Linked DNA regions of Homo sapiens: region 1 is linked to region 2. Evidence: chromatin loops called from intact Hi-C (ENCODE). Cell type or tissue: CD14-positive monocyte. All regions are shown on one strand. Each heading gives the region's core, and the rest is flanking DNA. Links, peaks and the distances in the headings are about the cores only. Region 1 overlaps LRRK2 (leucine rich repeat kinase 2). Region 2 overlaps LRRK2 (leucine rich repeat kinase 2).

Region 1 (8,349 bases), core at 153-8,152, 52 kb after region 2:
ATATAATATTTTCAACAAGTAATGTTGGAACAACTGGATATCCATACAGAAAGAAATAAATGTCAACTCTTCATTGACACACCACACACAAAAATCAACTTAAAATGTTTTAGACCTAAATGCCAAAGCTGAGATTTTAACACTTCTAAGAGAAAATATGGGAGAAAATATTCACAAATTTAGGCTAAGAAAAGGTTTCTTAAGTGGGATACAAAAAGCACAAACCATAAAAGAAAAAAACTGGAAAACTGCATTTCACCAAGATTTAAAACCTCTGTTTTGTTAAAAATAGAATTAGTAAAATGAAAAGACAAGCTATGACTGGGAAAAAAATATGCAATACATATACCTGTCACAACTTCTATCTAGAATATACAAAGAACTCTTATATAATAAGACAACCCAATTAAAAGCAAAATACTTCAACACTTCACACAAAAATAAGAATGGCCAATAAGAACATGAAAACATCCTCTACATAATTAGTCATCAGGGAAATGAAAATTACATCTAAATGAATTAAACCTCCACTAGAACAGCTAAAAGTAACTTGAAAATACCAAGTACTGACAAGGATGTAGAGCAACCAGAATGCTCATGTACTGCTGGTGGGGGTAGAACATAGTACAATCATTTTGGAAAACAGACACAAAAGAGTACTCACTGTATGATCCTATGTATATAAAACTAGAGAAAACATTAATCTACATTGTCAGGAAGCAAATGATTGCTAAGGGTCAGGGGGGCCAGGGGAAGGGGATGTTTTCAGTGAAGAGGCATGAAGAAACTTTTTTGGATAATGAAAATATTGCATAACTTAATAGCGACAATGACCACATGAATATGTTAATTTTCAAAGCGCATGAAAATATATACTTAAAGTGAATGCATTTTATTTTATATAAATTATATATGTATATAAATCACTACACTTGATTTTTAAAAATGGTTTGACTTGAGACACAATATTTTGGAACAACTCTCATTTTTTGCCCTCTCAAATATCCTTATTCTATCACCCAGTGTTTTCAATCATACTATATTAATAAGAAAGCCCCTCACTCCATTTTTACCAAACTGCTAATGCTAAATACATCAGCCCTAATCATTGTCATTATATATTTCACCATATTAATTTTTTAAAAAGTTATCTCAAGTGAGCTATTAAAATATTAATATTGTTTTAAGCTATAGTAAAGATAAAAACCTTTTTTATTAAGCGCTTCCTGTTTGCCAAGCATTGTTGCAGACATTTTACATACATTTTTTCTAATTATTATGTATAACCCTGCAAAGTCGACATTACTACCTTTAACAAGGTTAAGGGGCTTACACAAGCCACGAAAGGATCTAGTCAATGACAGAGCGTGGAATCTCGTTCCAGTCTAGTCAGAGTTTGTTTCCTGGAATATTAACCATTAACCAATTAGTATAACATTTAGAAGCACAGAGACACACTTCCTTGACCCATCACTTTAACCAAAATTAGTAAACTTAACTGTTTGCGATAATAAACACATTTCTACTCAAGTTTTTCCAGATGATTTAGGTCAGGTTTTTGTCTTGGGTCCTATTGTTCAATGTCAGTGTGTAAATATAAAGCATAAAGGGTTTTTTTTTATAATAAATACCTTCACTATCCAGGTCATCACTTTGAGCAAACACACTGTCCATAGAAGAGTCAGGAATAAAGGTCCATTCATCAAATTTAGACAGCACATCTTCAGAAAAATTTCCATCGCTGCCTGAGGCTGTTCCTTCTTCCACAGCACTTTTCATCTGATATCTGATCACCATTCTTGCTAGTGTAGATGCTATATCTGAAAATAAGAGATACACCAGCAACTTAGAAATCAACAATTATGCAAAAATAAACATACATAGGACCAAAGTTCTTACGTATTGCTATGCTTCTGGAGAATATTTCTATTTTTCCTTTCAAAGTCACCTTACACTAGTGATCCTGAATAATTAACAGGTGGCAGATCATATATTTTTTAAAAAAACATAACCATGTACACAATGCTTTCATGTAGACAGCAAAACTGAATCTCTATGGAACTAACTTTATTCAGGAAAAGGCCTAGGCTTTGAAGCCAGACAGGCCTGTGTTCAAGTCATAGAAATGCCATTTGTGAGTTATATGAGCTCCCTGGGTATCAGTGTCCTCACCTGGAAAATGAAGATGATAATAAATACAGTATATGGTGATGAAAAAGAGTAATTGAAATGATGCATATAAAATGTTTAGCACAATGCATAGAACACATAAACTGCTAAATAAAGGATCTTGTTATTTTTATAAAGTTTGCTGAGTGATTCATTATGACTATTGGGAAACCTGATGGAATTTCAAAGTTAACATTCTTCTCACAACTTCATTACATTATGTATTAGCTCTACTATGAAGAATAAGTTGGCTGAGTCCTCATTGTTCTACATACAGCCAGGAAGATTTCTTCAAATATTACTACTGTAATGACTTCAAATATTACTACATGATACTGCTGTATCATGTAGTACAATATCCAGTGATGAGTTGGCTAATACAATGCTGGTTAGGCCTCCTACTGTAAAAAGGAAAATAAACCCTGGGGCTCAGAGCATGGTGGGGGATCATTTGATATTACCCCTGTGAAGTGTAGATAATCAGCTAAAAGACTTTGACAACAGTAGGAATAGCAATAATTATAGTAGCAGAGTGAAGTATGCTCATGTATCTACATCTATTCCTACTGTAAATATGTGGTGGACCCATATGATAAACCCCAAGAAGGCAACTGATACTATGGCTTACACTATACCCATATACCCAAATGGTTCCTTTTTCCAGAGTAATATGTTATGATATGGGAAATTATCCCGAAGCCCGGTAGGATGAGCTCACACACAAATATGTCACTTAGGCAAATACTACCTGAAAAATGTTTGAAAGCTATGACCCAAAGTGTTCTTTACTCAGACCAGCTGCCAGTGAAATCATGGTTATACCCTCCAATTAATCAAATGACAATTCTATGTTTTTTTAACTGGGTAAGATGTGTCAATGGTAAAAACTCCAGACAGAACAAAGAGAATATAGTGAATGATAAATCTCCCTCTGTCCCTCTCCAATGGGCCCACAATTCCTCTCCATCGGATATTGAAGATTAAAGTAAGCAGGTTTTTGGCATAAGACTAGTTTAAGTAATGAAACATGGGATCTAACCATGTCTCAGTAATTTCCAAAGACCCAGAGACAACCAGGGAACCCATTTCTGGAGGGTTTTATTTCATATTCAAACTTTTATAACTATCATATTCCAGTTGCATTTTCATCAACATTAGCATAGTAAAAACACTGTCTGTGCCCTTTTTTTTGCCACGGAGTAATGTAATCTTTATCAGGACATTAAATTTGCTCCACGTTTTTTTTTCCTCAATGATTGCAAAGCATTCCACAACATGTATGTACCATTATTTATTTGAATAGTTCCTTTTGGGGAATACTTAGGTTTTTTTCCTACTCTTTTGCTATTATAAACAATGTTTTAATGTGCATTTTTGTACATAATTTTTGTGCACATTGAGAATGTCTGTATCATAGATTCCTAACAGTACATTGTGAGGTCAAAAAAGTATGTACATATATTAAAAATATTAGTAGATATTGCCAAATTGTCCTCAAAAGAGGACAATTTAAATTCATATCAATATATGAAGCATGTTTCCACACATGCTTATCAACATAATGTATTACACAATTTTTATTTTTTGCCAATATTGAATACTTAATTCTAAATGATAATCTACTATGTGCAAAACACTAGTATCAATGGTAAGGTTACAACCATGAACAAAATTGACATTGACTTCATGGTACTAACAATTTACCAAAAAGTAGATTATAAAAATGAAAAATTAAATTATATAATGTGGTGAATGGTAGTATATGTGAGAAATAAAGTGCTATAGGGTCATGTAAGAGAACCTTCCAGACTGGTGATAGCACTGAGACAGGAAGAATGAAGAGACAGCCAGGTGAAGAGAGAATTTAGAGCTAGGTAGAGAGAGAGTAACACTGGAAAAAGACTGGAAGTAAGGGTACACGAAGTGTTTGAGAAACCGAGGAAAATTCAGCCTGATTGGAACTTTTGGAGCCTACTGAGCGGTTGGAAACCTTGATGTATAAAGGCACCAAATTGCATGGATGGGTACTTTTCTCTAGCAGCACTCAGTTTTCTTGGTGAAACTGAGGGAAAAAGTAGACTGGTAGACTGACCAAAACTGGTGTTTTGCTAGTGAGTGCATCATAAAAATGAGAGAAGCAAACATGTTACTTGCAAGATGGTCCTTAAGGTGTTGATTCATGGAGTTTGATGACCATGGGGAAGGAGATGGGCATGGGACTAAGTTAACACAGGGAAAGCTGGGAGCTTTCACGCTAAAAACACATTTAGTGTGAACAAATGAGAGAGCTCAAAAGATAAAAATAGTGTCAGAAGATGGTAACTTACCATCAATACACATAATATGTACAAAATACACATGAGCTTGAAAGTATAAAGAAAATGCATTATCAATTGAAATATAAAGTATATTCTAAGTTAAAAATGCCAAATAAATATGTGTGTATGCTTTTACATACATTTGAATGCATAGGTACATGTAAGCATATAAAAAGTTAGGAAAAATATCCATATTAATTACTTATAAGAGATAAAATAAGTTATTTTTATTTTCTTTTTTATAATTTTATATTTCCTTTAAAAACAGGGATATCTTACTTTAATAATAAAAAATATATATTAAAAAGTACCCCTTCAAAAAGCTTCCACTATTTTGCTCTATTTTTATAAATAACTATTTGCTATCTCATAAAGAACTTAAATGTCATTTTGAAGTATTTCATAGCCAAAAAAAAAAAAAATCCAAACCTTTGCAATATCTTTGGCTTAAGGTCCCTCAAACTGGCATGAATAACCACTAAAAGACTAGTGACTTAAAAAAATACTATTAAAAATAAGAATTGTAAAAAATATTCTCCTTGTTACTTACTTGTTTGTTTCCTTAAATTAGAAGTCTTATCTGGAAATAAAGGACCAAGCCAAGAAGGTTCAACTTTTCCTATACAAAATCCTCCAAGGCAAATGCTATTGTTGGCCACATCCAGGGCCAGCCTCCTTAAGAGCAAGCTGATGATCTGGCTGTCACCTTTCCCAATGCTTATCGTCAACGCTTTTCGTACATCTTGTTCACGAGATCCACTATTCAGTAAGAGTTCCACCAATTTGGGACTGCTCTCTTTCTCACATACCTATTAAAGAAAAAAAATTAAGTATATTAAAAATCTACATTTTTCTTCCTTTTAGGAGACTGGCAAATCAAACTTCATGTGATTTTTCTCTACATCTCCAATTTGGAATGAAACAAAATAAAATAAGGCAAAACTGATCCTTGAATAGATTGGGAAAATAAGATGATATTAATGCCATCAATGTCAGAATAGCATGAATAATCTGCCACATGACAGTCAGTTATTATGAAAGAGACAACATTATATGGAGACAAAGCTCCACAGGCTTGGCATCAAGATCTCTGTTTACATCCAGACTCCACCAAATATGCACATTGCTTACACTTTCTGAGCTTCTGTCTTCTCACTGTAAGATACCTGGGAAACCAGTACCTTAACACAGTAAATACTACTGTCCTGCCTTTATTTGTGACATAGAATAACTAAATGGGGACATAGCTATTGTAAAATTTATTAATGCCACACACAAACGACAGTCATTACTCGTGTCTAGCTTTCCTGAGCTCCTCAAGACAAGCATCTGAATTTCCTCAAAGATATACCTTGTCTCTCAGTCTTCAACCTTCCTCTAAATGTTATGTTTTCAGAGCATGTGTTCAGGGTGGGTTAGCATGTGAGGTGCCACAAAAACTAGAACAACTCAGCAATCCAGGAGAAGCCTTAGCAAGCTGTGGCACTGCATGCTGGCCCTACTCAGGAAGAGCTATGGAAAGGAGCTAGACGCTAGCAAGGAGCTATCAACTAGAAGACCAAGATAACAGGTAATAGAAATAATATCCATCAGTTACTGTGCTAAATTCTGTACACACATGATTTCTAATCTTTTTTTTAAAAAAATCCTATGCCATAGCAATTATTACTCCCATTTTATAGATGAGTATTTAGAAAAGATATATAATTTGTCCCTTACAGCTAGCAAGCAACTGAGACTTGGATTTGAAGCCAAATCTGCTGGCTTCAAAACCTGTGTGACTTTCATTACCCAAAATAAAACATCAAAAAAGGAAAGAAAAGAAGACCCAAAGATCCAGGGTACCAACTCAGAGGAAAAAGATGTTGGGGACAATTTTTGAATTTTCTAGAATTAAAGTGTTTCCAAGGGATTTGAGGGGACATTCATTTATGTGGTTGGAAGGCACCAATTAAATGCCCACCAGTCTCCAAGTACGCCCACCTTCAACCCATCCTCAAAGCACTACAGAGCTCTGATCAAGTCACCATCGTCTTTAAAAACCTTCTAAAACGCTGCTGCTCCAGGACATTCTTCCAAACACAGCATGTAATTTTTCAAACCTCATTACCTTTTATGCTATTTCTATTACCCCAAATGCCTTCCTCTACTTTTCACCCAGCAAAAAGGTGTTCATTCTTGAAGAATTGGCTTCAAACTTTCTTGCAGAGAAGTCCTTGCTACTAACCTCTCAGGCCAAACACACCATTTCTCCTCCCGGCTCCCATCCATTTCATTTAATGTAGCACTGAGCAAACATACATACCCATCTGTTTTCTTGCTAGAATGCAAAGGGCTTTACATTACTGCAATCCAACTTGTATTCCTGAAGCCTAGCACAACATCTAGCAAATATATTTAATTTAAGTAGCAAATTACTAAAATCCTCTTTAAGGGCTCATAGCAAAATTAAAAGGAAGGCAGGTGGAAGAGGAAGGAAGGAAGGAAGGAAGGAGAAGGGGAAGGGGAAGAGGAAGGGGAAGGGGAAGAGAAAGGAGAAGGGAGGGGAGGGGAGGGGAGGGGAGGGGAGGGAAGAGAAGGGGAGGGGAGGGAAGAGAAGGGAAGGGAAGGGAAGGGAAGGGAAGGGAAGGGAAGGGAAGGGAAGGGAAGGGAAGGGAAGGGAAGGGAAGGGAAGCGGGGAGGGAGGGAAAAACTCACAAATGCCTTCTCTTATAGCCCAGTAACTTTTTTTTCTCTAAGATATGCCATTCACTCCTTACTTTGTACTAAGGTGATTTATGTTTTACTCTCTTGTCAATGCCCTACACATACAGACCTACAAACCATCTTGAAACAGGAAACCCATTTTATATTCTCTATTAATTATCTAGCACTGTGTGCTGCACATGTTTGTGGAAGGAATTTTCCTTGGAGGATCCAAACTATCCAAGCTGACTTTAGGCATATGGTGCCATGAAGAGAGACATATATGAGAAAGTGAATCTGATAAAATAAATAAATGCCAGCAAAAATAAGAATTAATTTCTTTAAATCCTACAGAGTCATTCTCTTTAGAATATTCACACATATTTATGAAAGTAATTTCAGCTTCATGACAGGAAAATACTACTGCTCACAGATATTTATTTTTACATTTAAATAATAATGAAGAAAATTAAGAATATAACTAAAGATTATCAAAAGCATAATTTCTTATCCCTGCAATCTTTCTCTGATCATCTAATTTATAATAAATGCAGTGCATTATCAAAACCAAATTATTCAAACTGTTATTTTAGAGAAAATGAACACCACTACCACCACTACCATGAATCTGCTGTGTAGCCAAGAAATTAAAGCAGGCACTGTGGAGGCAGATTTCACACTGTTACCAGGAGCTTGTTCTTAGGCAAGTTATTTAAACCCTCAGTGCCTCAGCTTCTCACTTGCACAATGGGAATAACATTAGAACCTACTGGACCTTTTCGTAGGTTGTCGTAAGGATTAAATTGTGTAAAGTATTTGGAGCAGTGCCCAGGTGGTAATGAGCATGATAGAAGTGTTTGGTTTTGTTGGTTTTTTGTTTGTTTGTTTTGTTGGTTGGTTGGTTGGTTCGTTTTTTGTTTTTTTTTTTTTTGAGACGGAGTCTCACTCTGTCGCCCAGGCTGCAGTGCAGTGGCGCGATCTAGGCTCACTGCAAGCTCCGCCTTCCAGGTTCACGCCATTCTCCTGCCTCAGCCTCCCAAGTAGCTGGGACTACAGGCACCTGCCACCACGCCTGGCTAATTTTTTGTATTTTTTTAGTAGAAACAAGGTTTCACCGGGTTAGCCAGGATGGTCTCGATCTCCTGACCTCATGATCCACCCACCTCGGCCTCCCAAA
Region 2 (8,349 bases), core at 81-8,080:
AGTTCTTTGGGTTTCAGAATTATGAAAAAGAATTTGTGGACCTGAATTTGATTTGCCTCACAAGTGCCAACAATACCTAGACTAAAGTTTTTGCTGTTACTTTTTATGACCTCTAGAGTATCTAAAGAATCTACAAATCTAACTTTAAAACATATAACTTGATATCAAACATTCTCTTCTTTTTATTCAGTTTTTGCCCTGAAAAATTACATCAATTGTTTTTTTCCTACAAAATACAATGATAAAAATCACAATGTGATGCTTGCATTTTTTCACAAAATAAACCTCTGTTCACAATGTGATAGACTCTGTTTTCCTTTTGACTCTTCTGAACTCACATCTGAGGTCAGTGGTTATCCATCCTGAAGATAGAATTATGAGACAGACCTGATCACCTACCTGGTGTGCCCTCTGATGTTTTTATCCCCATTCTACAGCAGTACTGAGCAATGCCGTAGTCAGCAATCTTTGCAATGATGGCAGCATTGGGATACAGTGTGAAAAGCAGCACATTGTGGGGTTTCAGGTCTCGGTATATAATCATGGCTGAGTGGAGGTATCTGCCAGAAAATGCACAGGAAATCTTATTCAAATGTGATTACATTATAATAATTTTTGTCCTAATTTCCTTAAATATAAATGTCCACTATGTCAAGCATCAAAAATTCTGTGCTCACTTTGTCCCTTAAAGTTAAGAGATATTGTAGAAGGAAATCAAAACATATAAGTCTAATATTACACAGCAAAGTTATGCTTTAAAAAAGGGTCAAATCTGATAAGTGAATGATTTCAATTTTAAGACAAATCTATCTCAGGCAAAGACCCAATTTTTGGAGACTTTTCTTTTGTATATGTGAACAATTACTTAAAGGCAATTCTGAATTCTCTCAATGATCATATGAATATTTTAACTATTTCAAAATGTAAGTATGTTAAATAAGAATTGATGGGATTTTGTTGTACTTGCCATTTATTTAATAGTTTTGATTTTCCTAAAACCACATAGAGGTTTAGCTCAGCTTTAAAATTTTTCTCTATTCTATTTATCATTGATATTTATTTTTCTGACTAAAATGTTTCCCAATGTTTGGAAAATATTTTCTACTTTTTGGATGAAAACAAATGAAAATATAAGACTTTTGCTTGCTATTAGTCTCTTCTTCTGTTTGAGTATATAATTTACCATAAACCTAATCATGTTAGATATTAAGGTTAAAAAAGAAAATTTGGGGCTAAGAGTTAGAATGAATACAATTTTGTCTTGGAAAAGATGACGGGTAATATTAAAGTCCAACCTTCTGGAGACTGACCCACGCAATCACGAGCAACTAGAGTTGGACATTTCAGGCAAAGAGTAAAAGATAGTTAATATAAAAAAACAGTGTAAAGTTTTCATCTCAACCAGGTCTTATCCATTCTGGAAACATGGTCAAAGAGCTTACCGCATCTCAGCTACTAATGTTATTATCACATTAGATGTCTATAAAATTCTGATTTCCAACTCTGTCTTCTCTGCCCCATGATGTCAAATTGACTACAGCATTTCATGTGATGTCACAGGTATGTTATAACCTATGTTGAAAATAATTTCTCACAAGACTTAATGGAGTTAAATTTAAATCCTTTGCTTATTCGTGACTGTTGGTTTTGGCTCACATTATATCAATTAATAGTTACTCCATCACCTAGCACCAATCACTTCTGGAAGGATTAGAAGCAGAGCAGCAACGATACCCTGAACTTTCAATTGTATGAGGGCCTGGAGAGTACATATTATTTAACTGCATCAACTAATACAGCTGAAGATTCTCTCTCTTCCAGGATGTAGTCGGGACATTTGACATTAGGCCCATTCATTTCAATATACCTATTTTGGGCTGAAAAAAATAAGATAAATACACTAATGAAGTTGACCTTCACAGTAAGTAATGGGCTTGAAAGAAAAATTTACCAAGGGATTACTGAAAGGCCATTAGGTACTCTTCCCCTGCTGAAGAGAAAAGCTGAGAGATTAAGAATAAAAAAGCTAAAGCCAAGTCATACATCATTGAATAGTATCCAAATCCTTTATAAGACATGCCTCTTTAAGTATATTTATAGAACACAGACTCTTTCAGAATACTTTCCAAAGGCTAAAAAGAAATAGTTAAGCTTAATTTGAAATAATGTCAGTGGCAAAGAGATAATATCTTGGTTAGTTAAAATGTTCAATTATAGAATTTAATCTTAAGAAGTGCAGTTCTAATAGCTTTTAATAGACTAGCAAAATAGCTTTTGAAATAATAAGTAAAGATTTTTCCTTCCTGATAATAATTTAGCCATAATTTATGCATTGTGTAACCATGACTATTGTCAAATATTTTATTAAAACAAACTGGTTTATATTAAGTTAAACAGTCATTCTTTGATTGTGATTATTGTAAGAGTTGCTAAGAGACTTCTTTCTTCATAGCTTAAAGTAAACTTTATCTGATTCTGAATAGAATTATTCCAAAAATAGAATGCATTCATTTATTTGACAAATATGTACTAGGTATCTATGAGGGCCAGTCATTTAGTATACAAAGCCATCTTTGTATCTCTGCTCCCTTGAGGGTGTCACAATCCAGAAGGATTGTGCTCAGACAGTCCTCAAACAGGTGTTTAATCAAGATTCCAGAAATATGTAAGTACCACGTGCTAGGGAAGCACAGAGGGAGAAAAACACTGAGGTAAAGACAGCAAAGTTGACTCTCCTACTAGACTGTAAGCTTTCAACCTCAAGAACAATATAATATCTAGCTTTCCCTCTTTAGCACCTAAGTCAATGTCTTGCACAGAGTGTCTGCAAGAAACACAAGTTGGAGAAGCTAACACTTCATGACACACTTGAGCTTCATAGTAGAGATGGTTTGTGAAGAAATTCTTAAGGAAAATGAGCTCTCTAGGCAGACAACTTGGTGGAAAGAGAGGAATAACAAATACAATGATGGACAGACATGAGCATAACTGAAAATTCAAGCCTGTCATCACGGCTAGAATGCAGTGTGGGCAGTGGGGTGGCAGGGGCCGCAAAGGGAAGCAAGAGGCATACAGAAAGATCTTTGATGCTATGCCAAGAAGTTTGGATGCACTTTGCAGATAATTGAGAACTGTCAAGGAATTGCAAGCATAAACAGATTTTTATTTTAGAAAAGAAATTCTGATAATTCCCTGGACATACTGAACCAAGACAGCAGGAGTGGCATAAAAATAAATGAATTGACTAAAAAGATAATGTAAAATAGAGTCAAGGACCTGGTGGACAAATGCATACTTGCTTTCGGGGGAAGGTGTTTGGCCTGGATGGGACAAGTATCCTGGCCTGGCAACTGTGGGATATAACAGAAATAACAGATTCATAGTGGGTGATGTACCAAGGCAGTACATTCCATTTTGAAGATATTGAAACACAGAAACATACAGAAAATGCAGTTGACTGTATTTTCATAAGTTTTATAGAATTATGATAAAGAGTTCAAACGAAGTGGATTGAATTGGAGAAGTAAGCTAACAGTTAAAAGCAAGATGGAGGAAGAGAGAGCATGTAACGTGAAGAAAGTTCTTGTATGTCACTCTAAACAGCTCCAGCATTTAAGGGACTCCAAAGGAGCATGATTTTATTTCCTGTGCTGAAACATACTTGGAAAAATAAACCTTAATGCTGAGTTTTTAAAATATACTTAGTGCTGGTAGAAGATTGATAGCTACTGAAATCTACTAGCCTTTTGTGATACAAAATCCAGAAAGCTTTTCTGGCATTATGCTAAGAACAAATTAGGCAAATTATTTTAAAATATGCTGACATTTCATTTACTTCATCAGAAACTGCTGGATTTGTTATTTAAAGTAAGGTTTCAGAGAACTAGAATAAGTCATTTTAGAGATAAGGTGTTTCGAACAGTGTTAAAAAATAGCAATTCTTCACTTTATAAATAAACACTTTGGGGATTTGTGGAAGAATTAGGGAAAAACTAGAACCTAGAGTTAGTTAAATGAAGGAAAGAGGGCACTGAAATACAGGAGACTATTCTGCACTTTACCTAGATTAATGTAACCCAAGATTCCCCCTGGTGTTCAAAAGCAGAAACATCAACTCAAATCCAAATCCCTGCACCCTGTTTCATTTCATAATCTGTACAGTTTTCAGTAGTTTCTGGACCCTTTCAGGAAGGAACATTTCTGGATACTACCTAAAAGGCATATTCATAGCATTTCAGAAGAGAAAGAAGAGAAGGAAAGTTGCATACACTGCTTGGCTTCTATGCCCCAGGCACTGTTTTCCTTCTTTCCTCCTTTCTCCCCCTTCCCCTACTGTCAACACAGTAATTCTGAAGGCTTACTATTTTAGGAGCTAGAGATACAATGGCAAACAAGACGAAAAGTCCCTTCTTTCATGGTACTTAGATTCTGATGGCAAGACAGACAATAAATAAGTTTTTAAAAAATGAAAACATAAAGAATCCTAGGCAGCAATAGTCCTATAGGGGCTGGAGAGACAAAGGGTCGTTGCGGACATCCTCTCTGCTGAGAGTCCTAAATGAAAGGATTCAGAAAGATTCAGATAATCCTTTATAATAAGTAGAGAGCACATCTGGGAGTCAGACATTCCTGAGTGAAATCAACAGCAGATATAAAGCCTCTGGTATCTGCAAGGAACCTCAGGGATGGGAGTGGCTGAGCACTGTACCCAAGAAATAAGGCAGGGGAGGGGTAATAACAGGAACAAGTCCTGATCCAACTTTCATGTTAGAAAAATCACTCCAGAGGCTGGGTGAGGAATGGGACTATCATGAGACAGAGGTAGAAGCAGGGGACCAGTAGGCAATGAGAGATGATACTGGCTCAGATTTAGACGTTAGTGAGAGAAATTGTTAGAAGCATTAAGATATATTTTGGTGGCAGAGCTGAAAAGATTTGCTGAAGGATTAGCTGTGAAATGAGAGAGGAAGAAAGGAATGTAAGGTGACTCTCAGGTGTAACAGGGTGACTGGGGTTGGGGAGCAATGGCAGAGGGGACATCAAGAGTTTCATCTGGAATGTCTCCAATTATTACAGAAGTCATCATAATTTTATGCATTAAATATTAGTCATGGTTCACAGACTATTTAAAAAATGGGAATCAGAGATATAAAATCACAGTTACTAAATGTGTGGAATAGTGATGAATCCCAGGCCTTTTGTCTTCAAAGACCACAGCCTTTCCACTCCAGTGTGCTCCCTCTCCAAAGCTTGCTCTGGATGCAGGGTTAGGTGTGCCTCTGAGACATGTGAGATGGTCATGCCGAAGAATCCAACATGAATCACTCTAGTCCCCTTGAGAAGTATGGACTCATCTTTCCTCATTGGAATCATGTAATTGACACTTACTTTGATACTGTGAAGCCTAACTTATACATTTTTATAGAAGGCAGATCAGTACAGGGTTAAGATGATGGGTTCTAGAGCAGAACTTGTGGGTTCAAAGTCTATTACTACTTGCTATGAGGTTCTGCATGGTTTCCATACTCTTATTTTCTGAAATTACAAAATTTGATCAGGGAAATGGTAGTTTTCATCCAAATTGTTTATAAATTGTTACTGGGGCACAGTGTTACTGGGAAGTGTTCTCAGAACCTGAGAGCAAGTCTGGATCACACTTGTCATGCACTGAATAGAAAACAACATGACCTACTTACCTCAAACCATCAGCTACGTGGAGTGCAATCCTGTGCTGTAGGGTTCTAGTGAGGCTGGCTTTGTCCTGCTGAAGCAGGCGATCCAAGGAACCCTTGGAGGCTAACTCCATCACCAACATCCGGGGACGAATCCCAGCTGCCAGCAAAGATATCAAACTGGGGTGGTGGAGGTGGCAAAGCACCACAAGCTCCTGCAAAAGTCCAAAATCATGTAAGAGTAATTCAACATCAGGTTTTACCCACGTATCTCCTTCTTTAAAGTGCATCAACAGGCTGAACATGGATTTCTCTGTATGACTGGATCATAGCAAACTTTCCATTTCTTCTCTGAGTTTTTTTTCCCGTATTTTCAGTAATAAAAAGCTGGTTTTGAAACTACAGTTGACCTATGGACAACATGGGATTGAAGTGCATGAGTCCACATATACATAAATTTTCTTCCACCTCTGCCACTCTTGAGACAGCAAGACCAACCTTTCCTCTACCTCCCCCTCCTCAGCCCACTCAATGTGAAGATGATGAGGGTGAAGACCTTTATAATGATCCACTTCTACTTAACGAAGATTAAATATATTTCTCTTCATTATGATTTTTTAAATAAAATACTCTTTTCTCTAGCTTGCTTTATGGTAAGAATGGAGTATATAATACAGATAACATATAAAACATGTGTTAATCAAGTGTTTATGTTATCAGTAAAGCTTCCAGTCAACAGTGGGCTATCAGTGGTTCAGTTTTTTGGGGAGGTCAAAAGTTATATGCAAATTTGTGACTGCACAAGGGGTCAGCACCCCAACCTTTATGTTTTTCAAGGGTCAACTGTACTGTCAGAATTAAATTTTTAAGTTCTATTTTTCCTTTGGCTCTGTTTTTATCAGACATTTAATGCAGAAACAGTGCACACAGTGTAGTCATACTAACAGGCCACGTCAAACTCATCTACTGAATTCTGGTTAGCCACAGTATCCTTCTCAGCCCAGGATTCTCTATAGCCACTACTAATCAGCTGCAACTGGCATATGAGGTAAAACCTGCTTATAATCTCTGGTTTAACGACTACAAAAGTTTACCGAGGATAATGCTCAATTTTAAAAAAATACATATCATCCCCTCCTGAAAACTCTCTAATGACTTCCCATTTCCCTTAGATGAAAATCCCATCTACTTCCACGGCCTCAGCACCTGATCTGATCATGCCCCAGGCCTTCCAGACCTTCTCGTCTCCCCCTCCTCTTCAATCACCACCCTTCAGCCACATTGGCATTCATTCAATCCCAAGCTGTGCCCAGCTTCTTCCCATCATAGGGTCTTTGCCTGTGCTGACCCCTTTCCCTAGAAATCCCTCCACCCTTCACATGGCTGAAGTCTTGCCATTCAGATCTTATCTCAAATATTACCACATCCTCAGAGAGGCCCGCCATGGGCCACCCTTACTAAGGCAATCCCTGGCTGCAACAATCTCTCTGCAATTCAAAAAAAGTCCGAGATATCATTTTGGCTTGGACAGAGGGATTGCCTTAGTAAGGGTGGCCCATGGCAGGCCACTCCGAAGATGTGGTAGTATTTGAGCTAAGATCCAATGGCAACAACCCTCTCTGTGGCCCACATCATGTGAGACTTCACAGCCTCTTTTATGACATTGTTGGGCTTGAATTCCAGATTCGCTTTATACTGTATATTGCACTTTACTCTGAAACTGTAACTCTGTTGAAATGTATAGCTTGTGTGATGTTAAATTGATTCATGCTTTAAACTGTGATTGCTGCAGAAGCACTGCTTCTTAACAACCAGCTTCAAAGATGTGGAGTAGCGGCGCCCACTGATTTATCAGGAAACTGAAACATGGAGAATTCTGCAAGCTGAAGAAGAAAGGCTGAACACCCTGAGAGGGGATTTTCCAAGAACAAAGCTTCAGACTGTGATCATATTTGCTTAGTAGATAAAATCTTTTTTTTAATGCCCATGTCAGTTGGTTAGAACTGATGAGAAGGAGTTAAGTTAGCTCTGCTTGTTTTCATAGGCACAGACAGAGGTCTAATCCAAATTTTCTATCCTGGAAAAGCAACTCACTAATTGCAAAGAAAAAACAGCGTAATAGTACAGTATAATATAGATCTGCCCCATGACTACTGGTAGAATGACCGTCAAATGTCATTTTTCTTTCTTTTTGTTGTTGTCTTTTTCTTTTTTTTTTTTTAAGAGAAGAAGCACATTATGCACACCCCTTTTTTTTTAATTTCTTCCACCATTCCCTTAGTTTGCCTCCCTGCTTATACACTAATTGGCTCTGTAGACATTTTTAATGTACTAATTTCCACCATAGCTCCCCAAACACATGGTGTAAAATTTGAAATGCATGCTGACAGCAAGGCCAAAAAATCAATTTATATAAGAAATTACCTACACATTAAAAGAGATTATGTCAGATTTGATTCACAGATAAGCTTCTATATATAAAATGTTCAATTTGGTTCTAGAACTACAGTGTGACTGTTGTTACTAATAATTAAAATGCCCCCAGGATATTTTGTACTCACATGAAATCTTCTATTACTCAGAGTACTTAAAATATTATAACTATGTATTTTTTAAAGGTTACAAAATTTACTTAGTGTAGCCACTAAGAATTTTTTGTAATAAATCAAGGGAAAAG

The links. Hi-C counts contacts between places; a loop is a spot of excess contacts. Peaks named below come from ENCODE experiments on the same cell type or tissue, not always from the same donor. Only the 100,000 strongest peaks of a DNase experiment are listed, where the experiment ranks them.
Region 1: a loop joins it to region 2, with 2.1 times the contacts of the local background. A loop is called at or near these places in 2 of 110 quality-filtered maps.

Annotation. Positions count from the first base shown.
Region 1 is chr12:40,280,822-40,289,170 of GRCh38, reverse strand. It overlaps LRRK2 (leucine rich repeat kinase 2), which reads right to left. Exons shown (of 51, transcript NM_198578.4): 19 at 5,038-5,296; 20 at 1,632-1,820. Among named protein-coding and RNA genes, the nearest start is that of LRRK2, 60 kb to the right of the region's middle. In CD14-positive monocyte, for the core only: no CTCF peak of the experiment used is centred there; no DNase peak of the experiment used is centred there.
Region 2 is chr12:40,332,505-40,340,853 of GRCh38, reverse strand. It overlaps LRRK2 (leucine rich repeat kinase 2), which reads right to left. Exons shown (of 51, transcript NM_198578.4): 40 at 5,697-5,887; 41 at 400-560. Among named protein-coding and RNA genes, the nearest start is that of MUC19, 57 kb to the left of the region's middle. In CD14-positive monocyte, for the core only: CTCF peaks have their summits at 3,828 and 4,031; no DNase peak of the experiment used is centred there; H3K27ac peaks cover 635 bases.